Linked DNA regions of Homo sapiens: region 2 is linked to region 1. Evidence: read pairs that join two places in POLR2A ChIA-PET (ENCODE). Cell type or tissue: MCF 10A. All regions are shown on one strand. Links, peaks and the distances in the headings refer to the core of each region. The heading gives the core; the rest is flanking DNA. Region 1 overlaps CPNE7 (copine 7). Region 2 holds the start of VPS9D1-AS1 (VPS9D1 antisense RNA 1).

What was found. ChIA-PET counts read pairs that join two places held together with the same protein. Peaks named below come from ENCODE experiments on the same cell type or tissue, not always from the same donor. Only the 100,000 strongest peaks of a DNase experiment are listed, where the experiment ranks them.
Region 2: POLR2A ChIA-PET joins it to region 1 with 6 read pairs; 2 of 35 experiments call an interaction of 5 or more read pairs at or near these places.

The regions. Positions count from the first base shown.
Region 1 is chr16:89,579,263-89,583,640 of GRCh38, reverse strand. The region is part of intron 2 of CPNE7 (copine 7); the gene reads right to left. Among named protein-coding and RNA genes, the nearest start is that of CPNE7, 5.7 kb to the right of the region's middle. In MCF 10A, for the core only: no CTCF peak of the experiment used is centred there; a DNase peak (open chromatin) is centred at 2,180.
Region 2 is chr16:89,710,189-89,714,566 of GRCh38, reverse strand. VPS9D1 (VPS9 domain containing 1) reads left to right here. Exons shown (of 15, transcript NM_004913.3): 5 at 1,851-1,962; 6 at 2,045-2,107; 7 at 2,468-2,520; 8 at 2,598-2,685; 9 at 3,155-3,240; 10 at 3,557-3,981. It overlaps VPS9D1-AS1 (VPS9D1 antisense RNA 1), which reads right to left and starts at 2,711. Exons shown (of 4, transcript NR_036480.1): 1 at 2,345-2,711; 2 at 1,749-1,878. RefSeq lists enhancers at 1,720-1,819, 3,317-3,880 and a silencer at 2,460-2,879. In MCF 10A, for the core only: no CTCF peak of the experiment used is centred there; a DNase peak (open chromatin) is centred at 2,736.

The sequences.
Region 1 (4,378 bases), core at 109-4,108:
GAGACCCCACCGCGCCCTCACCCGGACTCTCAGGCCTGTCCTGTCTCCCCATCCCCCACCATGAGCTTCACTGCCCAGGGCCCGCGCCCCCTTTGTGGCTGCTCTCAAGCACCTGCCATCCCTGCGTGTGGCCACCCCTGCACGTCCACCACCTCACGGCGCCAGCAGTCGCCCAGGGGAGGCAGAGGTCATCATACCTATTTACCAGGTGAGGAAACAGGCTCAGGTGGAAGCCAGGAAGCAGCTCACAGCCCAGCTGGCCTGCACCTGCACAGGTGTGGCGGACGCCCCTCCACAGGTAAGCAGGGCTGCCCTGACCCTCTCCAGGCCCAGGTGAGAACCCGCAGAAGCAGAGGCGAGGCAGCTCAAACGGCCCCGGACCCTCACGCCCAGCATGTCCACGTAGCCACGGGCGGCAGAAAGGGTGTGAGCGAGGTGCCGGCCCAGGACCCCACCGCCCACTCCTCTTCGAAGGTGCCAAGGAGCAGAGTTGATTGTTCGAAGTGGACTGGGGCTTAGACCCTGGGGACCTCCTCATGCAGCCGGGGCCTCCTCCTCCTCACCAGGCCCTGCTGGACTTCCGCCCCATCGGCTATGAGCCCACCTGGGGTGGGTGGCGGATGACAGGCCCAGGCCCCTGCAGCCAGGTCATCTCCTCAGTGAGGAGCAGGACGGGGGCACACGGCCCTCCCAGGCTCCGTGTCCGAAAGGAGATGGTGATGACCCCGGCCAAGCGGGGTGGCCGTCATCTCCTCACACGTAAGTGATCTCAGCAACCATCGAATGGCCCACCAGGTAGCAGGTGTGTGCTTCCCACCTGCCCTCACACCTGCTACTGCCTGGCGGATGCTGGGAGGTCACAATGAGGTAGGTTGAATACAAAGCAGAGAGGGGCAGTCCCTCCACCCCCAACCAGGGCCGGCCTGGCCAGCAGCTTCTGAGCATGCGGCACTTTCCACACAGAAGAGAAAGCAGATCCCAGGTCAGGGCTGGGGAAGTCAAGTCAGGTTAAGGGGTGGGAAGGCTCTCTTAGGGGTGCAAAGGGGTCCTGGGTGCTGGGAGGGGGAGCCTCGGGCCAGGCCCCCCAAGATTCCCTGATTCAAAGGTTTCCTTCTGGGGCTCCTGAGCCAGGGCCTCTGCCTCACACCTGGGACTCGCCTGCCGGCCTGGTTTGCTTCCAGGGAGGGCGCAGGAAAGGAGTGGCCTCCCCTTTCTGGCAGGAGAGCAGGTCCTTAGGAGAGAAACGGGCTCAGGCTAACACAACAGATTCCCCTACCAGGAAATACGAGATCGCTGATTTGTGCCAACAGCGTTTAATAAGCACTTCCTGGATCCCTGGCTCTGGGCTGAGTTACTGTTTACTTGAATCACATGAGGAAACAGTTGAGGCAGAAGTCAGGGGTCAGAGGTCAGGTCAGGCTCAAAGCCACAGCACAGGGACTGGATGCCAGTAGCTTCTCCCTTGACCGTGGTGCCCTGCAGGTCAGCTGGGTGGCCACAGAGCAGGAACCCACGAGGGGCCTCCTCATTGCTGGAAGTTTGCACATATCCACAGCACACGTGCTCACACACACATTCATATCTGCACGCAGGTGTCCACACGGACCCTGTGTGTGTGCTTATGTGAACAGGCATAGGATGTCCTGCACGGATTATGACATACATGTGCACCTGTGTGTACATAGAAAGGTGTCCAGGCCAGACACAGTGGCTCATGCCTATAATCCCAACATTTTGGGAGCCCAGGGTGGGTGGATCGGTGAGCCCGGGAGTTCAAGACCAGTTGGGGCAACATGGTGAGACCCCTGTCTCTTCAAAAAATGCAAAACGTAGCCAGGTCTGGTGGCGTACACCTGTAGTCCCAGCTACTCAGGAGGCTGAGGTGAGAGGATTGCTTGAGCACAGGCCGTTGAGGCTGCAGTGAGCTGTGACTGTCCCACTGCACTCCAGCCTGGGCGGCAGAGTGAGAACCCAACTCAAAAAAACAAAAAAAGCATGTCCATATTTCTGTGTCCGTGCCATCCTCTTCCATCTGTGCCCTCCCTAACTCTCAGTTTCCTTATCTAAAAAATGGGGAGGACAACAGGATCGATGGCACGCCAGCTCCGACCGAGGCTGCAGGGGGATGAGTCACGCAGACATTATGTTGGGTAAAAGAATTCCACAGCAGGGAGAACACGCGCTGTGATTCATGGACGTGGAATTCCAGAAGAGACGAACCAGGCGGGGAGCTGGCCACAAAGGGGCAGGGGCAGCTGCGGGTGACGGGATGTTCCGTGTGATGGGTGACGGGATGTTCCGTGTGACGGGTGATGGGATGTTCCGTGTGATGGGTGACGGGATGTTCTGTGTGACTGGTGACAGGATGTTCCGTGTGACGGGTGATCGGATGTTCCGTGTGAGTGGGTGATGGGATGTTCCATGTGATGGGTGATCAGATATTCCGTGTCAGCGGGAGACGGAATGTTCCGTGTGACGGGTGACGGGATGTTCCATGTGATGGGTGAGATGTTCTGTGTGATTGGTGAGATGTTCCATGTGACGGGTGATGGGATGTTCCGTGTGACAGGTGACGGGATGTTCCATGTGATGGGTTACGGGATGTTCCGTGTGACGGGTGACGGGATGTTCCGTGTGACAGGTGATGGGATGTTCCGTGTGATGGGTGAGATGTTCCATGTCAGCGGGTGACGGGATGTTCCGTGTGATGGGTGAGATGTTCCATGTGACGGGTGATGGGATGTTCCGTGTGACGGGTGATGGCATGTTCCGTGTGACGGGTGATGGGATGTTCCGTGTGATGGGTGACGGGATGTTCCGTGTTACAGGTGACGGGATGTTCCGTGTGACGGGTGAGATGTTCTGTGTCAGCGGGTGATGGGATGTTCCGTGTGATGGGTGAGATGTTCTGTGTCAGCGGGTGACGGGATGTTCCGTGTGACAGGTGAGATGTTCCGTGTGATGGGTGATGGGATGTTCCATGTGACGGGTGATGGGATGTTCCGTGTGACAGGTGAGATGTTCCGTGTCAGCGGGTGACGGGATGTTCCGTGTGATGGGTGAGATGTTCCGTGTGATGGGTGATGGGATGTTCCATGTGACGGGTGATGGGATGTTCCGTGTGACGGGTGAGATGTTCTGTGTCAGCGGGTGACGGGATGTTCCGTGTGATGGGTGAGATGTTCCGTGTGATGGGTGAGATGTTCTGTGTGATGGGTGATGGGATGTTCCGTGTGACGGGTGATGGGATGTTCCATGTGACGGGTGATGGGATGTTCCGTGTGACGGGTGATGGGATGTTCCGTGTGACGGGTGAGATGTTCTGTGTCAGCGGGTGACGGGATGTTCCGTGTGATGGGTGAGATGTTCTGTGTCTGCAGGTGATGGGATGTTCCGTGTGATGGGGGAGATGTTCCGTGTCAGCGGGTGACGGGATGTTCCGTGTGACGGGTGAGATGTTCTGTGTCAGCGGGTGACGGGATGTTCCGTGTGACGGGTGAGATGTTCTGTGTCAGCGGGTGACGGGATGTTCTGTGTGATGGGTGAGATGTTCCGTGTCTGCAGGTGATGGGATGTTCCGTGTGACGGGTGAGATGTTCCGTGTCAGCGGGTGACAGGATGTTCCGTGTGATGGGTGAGATGTTCCGTGTGATGGGATGTTCCGTGTGACGGGTGACGGGATGTTCCATGTGACGGGTGAGATGTTCTGTGTCAGCGGGTGACGGGATGTTCCGTGTGATGGGTGAGATGTTCCGTGTCAGCAGGTGACGGGATGTTCCGTGTGATGGGTGAGATGTTCCGTGTGATGGGTGTGGGATGTTCCGTGTGACGGGTGAGATGTTCCGTGTCAGCGGGTGACGGGATGTTCCGTGTGATGGGTGAGATGTTCTGTGTGATGGGTGATGGGATGTTCCGTGTGATGGGTGATGGGATGTTCCATGTGAGCAGATGACGGGATGTTCCATGTGATGGGTGAAGGGATGTTCCATGTGACGGGTGAGATGTGATGGGTGATGGGATGTTCCGTGTGATGGGTGAAGGGATGTTCTGTGTGACGGGTGAGATGTGATGGCTGACGGGATGTTCCGTGTCATGGGTGAGATGTGACAAGTGATGGGATGTTCTGTGTGATGGGATGTTCCGTGTGACGGGTGATCGGATGTTCCGTGTCAGCAGGTGACAGGATGTTCCGTGTGAGGGGTGAAGGGATGTTCTGTGTGACAGGTGAGATGTTCCGTGTGACGGGATGTTCTGTGTGACGGGTGATGGTCAGCTGTGTACAGTCACCTAAACTTGTCATTCTCAACCCTTAAGATTGATGCATTTTATCGTAAAATTTTTTTTTTTTTTTGAGACAAAGACTCACTGTCACCTGGGC
Region 2 (4,378 bases), core at 302-4,301, 130 kb before region 1:
TGTTTCTGCAATGTGGCTTCAGGGCAGGGTGGCCAGGCGTCAGGCTCTGACTTTCCTCCTTGTCCTCCATTGTCCCTGACAGTGGGAAGGTACGAGGGAACAAAGCTTTCAAGGTGGAGTGGCTGTTGGGAACTGTATAAAGGAGACAGGACACTTCTTCCTTTCATGGGTCACAGACTAATCTGGCTGTTTGACCCACATAGTGCCTTTAAAGCAGGGGTGTCCAATCTTTTGCCTTCCCTGGGCCACACTGGAAGAATTGTCTTGGGCCACACATAAAATACGCTAACACTAACAACAGCCGATGAGCTTAAAAAAAAAAATTGCAAGGCTGGGCGCAGTGGCTCCCGCCTGTAATCCCAGCACTTTGGAAGGCCAAGGCGGGCAGATTACCTGAGGTCAGGAGTTCGAGATCAGCCTGGCCAACATGATGAAACCCCATCTCTACTAAAAAATACAAAAATTAGCTGGGCGTGGTGTCACATGCCTGTAATCCCAGCTACTCGGGAGGCTGAGGCAGGAGAATCACTTGAACCCAGGAGGCGGAGGTTGCAGTGAGTTGAGATTGTGTCACTGCACTCCAGCCTGGGCGACAGAATGAGACTGACTCAAAAAAAAAAATTTTGCAAAAAAACCTCAGTGATTTTTTGAGACAGAGTCTCTATCACCCAGGCTGGAGCACAGGCACATGCCACCACACCCGGCTAATTTTTTGTATTTTTAATAGAGACGGGGTTTCACCATGTTAGCCAGGATGGTCTCAATCTCCTGACCTCATTATCCGCCTGCCTCATCCTCCCAAAGTGCTGGGATTACAGGCGTGAGCCACCGTGCCCAGCCCTCAGTGATGTTTTAAGAAAGTTTAGGAATTTGTGTTGGGCCACATTCGAAGTCATACAGCCTCGGATTGTTGCACAAGCTTGCTTTAACAAGATTCATACTGTTGCCAAACACATATAACGGATCTCCATAGAAGTCCAGTGGTCCAGCTTCTCTTGAAAAACCAAAAGTCCGGCCGGGCGCGGTAGCTCACGCCTGTAATCCCAGTACTTTGGGAGGCCGAGGCGGGTGGATCACGAGGTCAGGAGATCAAGACCATCCTGGTTAATGCGGTGAAACCCCGTCTCTACTAAAAATACAAAAAATTAGCCGGGCATAGTGGCGGGCACCTGTAGTCCCAGCTACTCAGGAGGCTGAGGCAGGAGAATGGCATGAACCCGGGAGGCGGAGTTTGCAGTGAGCCGAGATTGCGCCACTGCGCTCCAGCCTGGGCGACAGAGCGAGACTCCGTCTCAAAAAAAAAAAGAAAAAAAGAAAAACCAAAAGTCCTGGCAATACCAAAACCTGTGTTTTCTTTCTTTTTGTTATTTTTTGTTTTGGTTTTGTTTTTTTGAGACAGAGTCTCACTCTATCACCCCAGCTGGAGTGCAGTGGCCAGATCTCGGCTCACTGCATCACCTCCCGGGATCAAGCTATTCTGCCTCAGCCTCCCGAGTAGCTGGGATTACAAGTGTGCACCATGCCCAGCTAATTTTTGTATTTTTAGTAGAGACAGAGTTTCACCATGTTGGCCAGGCTGGTCTCGAACTCCTGACCTCAGGTGATCCGCCCGGCCTTAGCCTCCTAAAGTGCTGGCATTAGAGGCGGGAGCCACTGCACCTGGCCAAAACCTGTGTTTTGGAAGGGCAGGCAAGAAGGGGCAGATGTTGCAGCCCACCCCAGATGGCTCCCCTCCTCTTTCTCCTCACCTCCTGGCCTCAGAGCAATCCGGGAGGATGAGAGAGACTCCTCTGGTGTCCAGACACCACTGGGCTTCCTGGGGTCTAGACAGCAGCTTGTCACATTTCCAGAGAGCTGACGCCACTGGAGGAGGCCTCCCTGCAGAATCAGAAGCTGAAGGCTGCGTATGAGGCCCGAATGGCGCGGCTAGACCCCAGCCAGGCCATGCAGAAGACATCCCTGGTGAGTGGGGGCTAGGGAGGGCCTGGGGGTGCGTGGGCGCGGGGCAGAGGGGAGTCGGCCTTACTCCCTCCTCCCCCCCCAGACCCTCTCTCTACAGCGGCAGATGATGGAGAACCTAGTGATTGCCAAAGCCCGGGAGGAGACAGCAGCCTTTCTGACCGCCCTGGTGGTCCCCGAGGGGAAACTCAGTGTGGCCTTGAGCCAAGGGCAGAGAAGGGGGCAGCGAGGGGAGCGGAGGTTCCGGGGTCGGGGTACAGGGCCGAGGGGCTCCCCGCTTTGCAGAGGCAGGGTCTCAGGGGAAGGCCCGGCCGCCGTCCCCCATGTTCTCTGGCCCGGCCCTCCTGGCTTGAGCGCAGGCTGCCTTCTGCCCCAGAAGCCTTACCTGGGGACAGCCCCTCACCGAGAGGAGGTCCCTGGGACGTCCCGGCCTCTCCGGGTGTGGGACGGGGTTGGGAACCGAGGGCCCGCTCAGATCCCACGCTCGGCCCCTTGACTCTGCACCCAGCTCCAGAGAAAGATGGAGGAGCGCCGGCTGCGGCTCCAGGAGGCCGCCAACAGGTGGGACTCCTGCCCGCCCCTGGGGCCGCTGCGGGGAGGGCCTGGCCCCGGCACCCACCGCGTGCCTTTCTCCCCAGGAGGTTTTGCAGCCAAGTCGCCCTGACCCCGGAGGAACGGGAGCAGCGGGCCCTTTACGCCGCCATCCTGGAGTACGAACAGGACCATGTGCGTCCCCCACGGGCCCAGGCTTTGTAGGAGGAGCCCAGCGAGGGGGGCGGGGTCAGAGCCGCCTGGGTGGGCCCCCGTGGGGGGCGGAGCCAGAGGCTGTGGGGGGCAGTGAGGGGGCGGGGCCAGAGGCCCGTGGGAGGGCCCGGTGAGGGGGCGGGGCCAGGGCTGCGTGGGGCGGGGCAGAGCGAGGAGGCGAGGTCAGGGGTCGCGTGGGAGGGTCCCAGCGAGGAGGGAGGGTCCCTGCGAGGAGGGAGGGTCCCAGCGAGGGTGCAGGCCCAGGGTTCGCCTAAGGTTTCCCTCGGGTGTGGGTGGGGGCGGGGGCGGGTCGCGGGGCCTGCTGGCGCTGGGTCTCCTGCACCCCAGGACGGGCTCCCACAGTCTCTAGGGGTCGGCACTGGTGGGAGATGAGGCGCGTCCGGTCGTGGCGGACCCACCGTGCTTTCCTTCAAGGCCCCCTGTCCCGTAGGACTGGCCGAAGCACTGGAAGGCCAAGCTCAAGAGGAATCCGGGGGACCTGTCACTCGTGACCAGCCTGGTCTCACACCTGCTCAGGTAGCTGGGCCTTCAGGCCCCACAGAGCCCCTGCGCACCGGCCTTGGGCACCTCTGCCTGGTGCCAGGTGCCGGAGAGGGGCTGGACTGACACAGGGAGCCTGTGCCCGGCCACGTGGACACTGCAGCTCCCTTTGCGCTGAGGGCGTTTCCTCGGCTTCTCCAACCTCCCCAGCGGGGGCGGGGGGCAGACTTTCCAACATTCACTGTCAGGAGGTAATGCAAGTCGCTTCTCTGAAACCGGGCATAGCGCGGCACCTGTGGATGCCACGGAGAGGCCGAGGCTGGCCGCGTTCTCACGTCCTCTTCTCCCGCAGCCTCCCCGACCACCCGATCGCGCAGCTCCTGAGGCGGCTGCAGTGCTCCGTGTACAGCGCCCTGTATCCCGCCGTGAGCAGAGCAGCCGCGCCAGCCCCAGGCTGCTGCCCCCCGACCCCCAACCCCGGAAGCCGACGGCTGCGGCCCTCGCAGAGCCTCCATTGCATGCTGTCCCCGCCCGAGCCCAGCGCAGCCCCGCGGCCCCAGGACAGTCCCCCCACGCCCCCACTCCAACCCGGCCCCGTGGGGTCTCCCTCACCCCTGGGGGACACCGCATCTGGATTGCCAGACAAGGACAGCTCGTTCGAGGACCTGGAGCAGTTCCTGGGGACGTCTGAGCGGCAGGGCCGGGGCCGTGGGGTACAGCCGGAGCCCCAGCTGCAGCAGCTGAAGACCGCGGTGGAGGAGATCCACAATGCCGTAGGTGAGGCCAGGCCCTCCCTGGGAGAGCCGCCGCAGCTCTTCACCCCTGCTTATTGGTCCGTTTCAAGCTTCTGTTTGGGGAAGGGTCTGTTGATCAGAGACTCTGATCAGACTTACATCCACCCAGCTCACGCCTCAGCCCTTCTCATTTTGGAAACAGTGTGGTAGAAACGGAGTTTCACCATGTTGGTCAAGCTGTTCTCAAACTCCTGACCTCAGTTGATCTGCCCACCCCGGCCTCCCAAAGTGCTGGGATTACAAGCATGAGCCACCGCGCCCAGCCCAGAGTTTTCTAAGAACCACTGAGGGAGGCCCAACAGTCCAGGCGTCATTCTCACTGTGCTGCCCACACACTAAGGAACTTGGTCAGGGTCCCCACCCACAGGGGGTTGGATCTA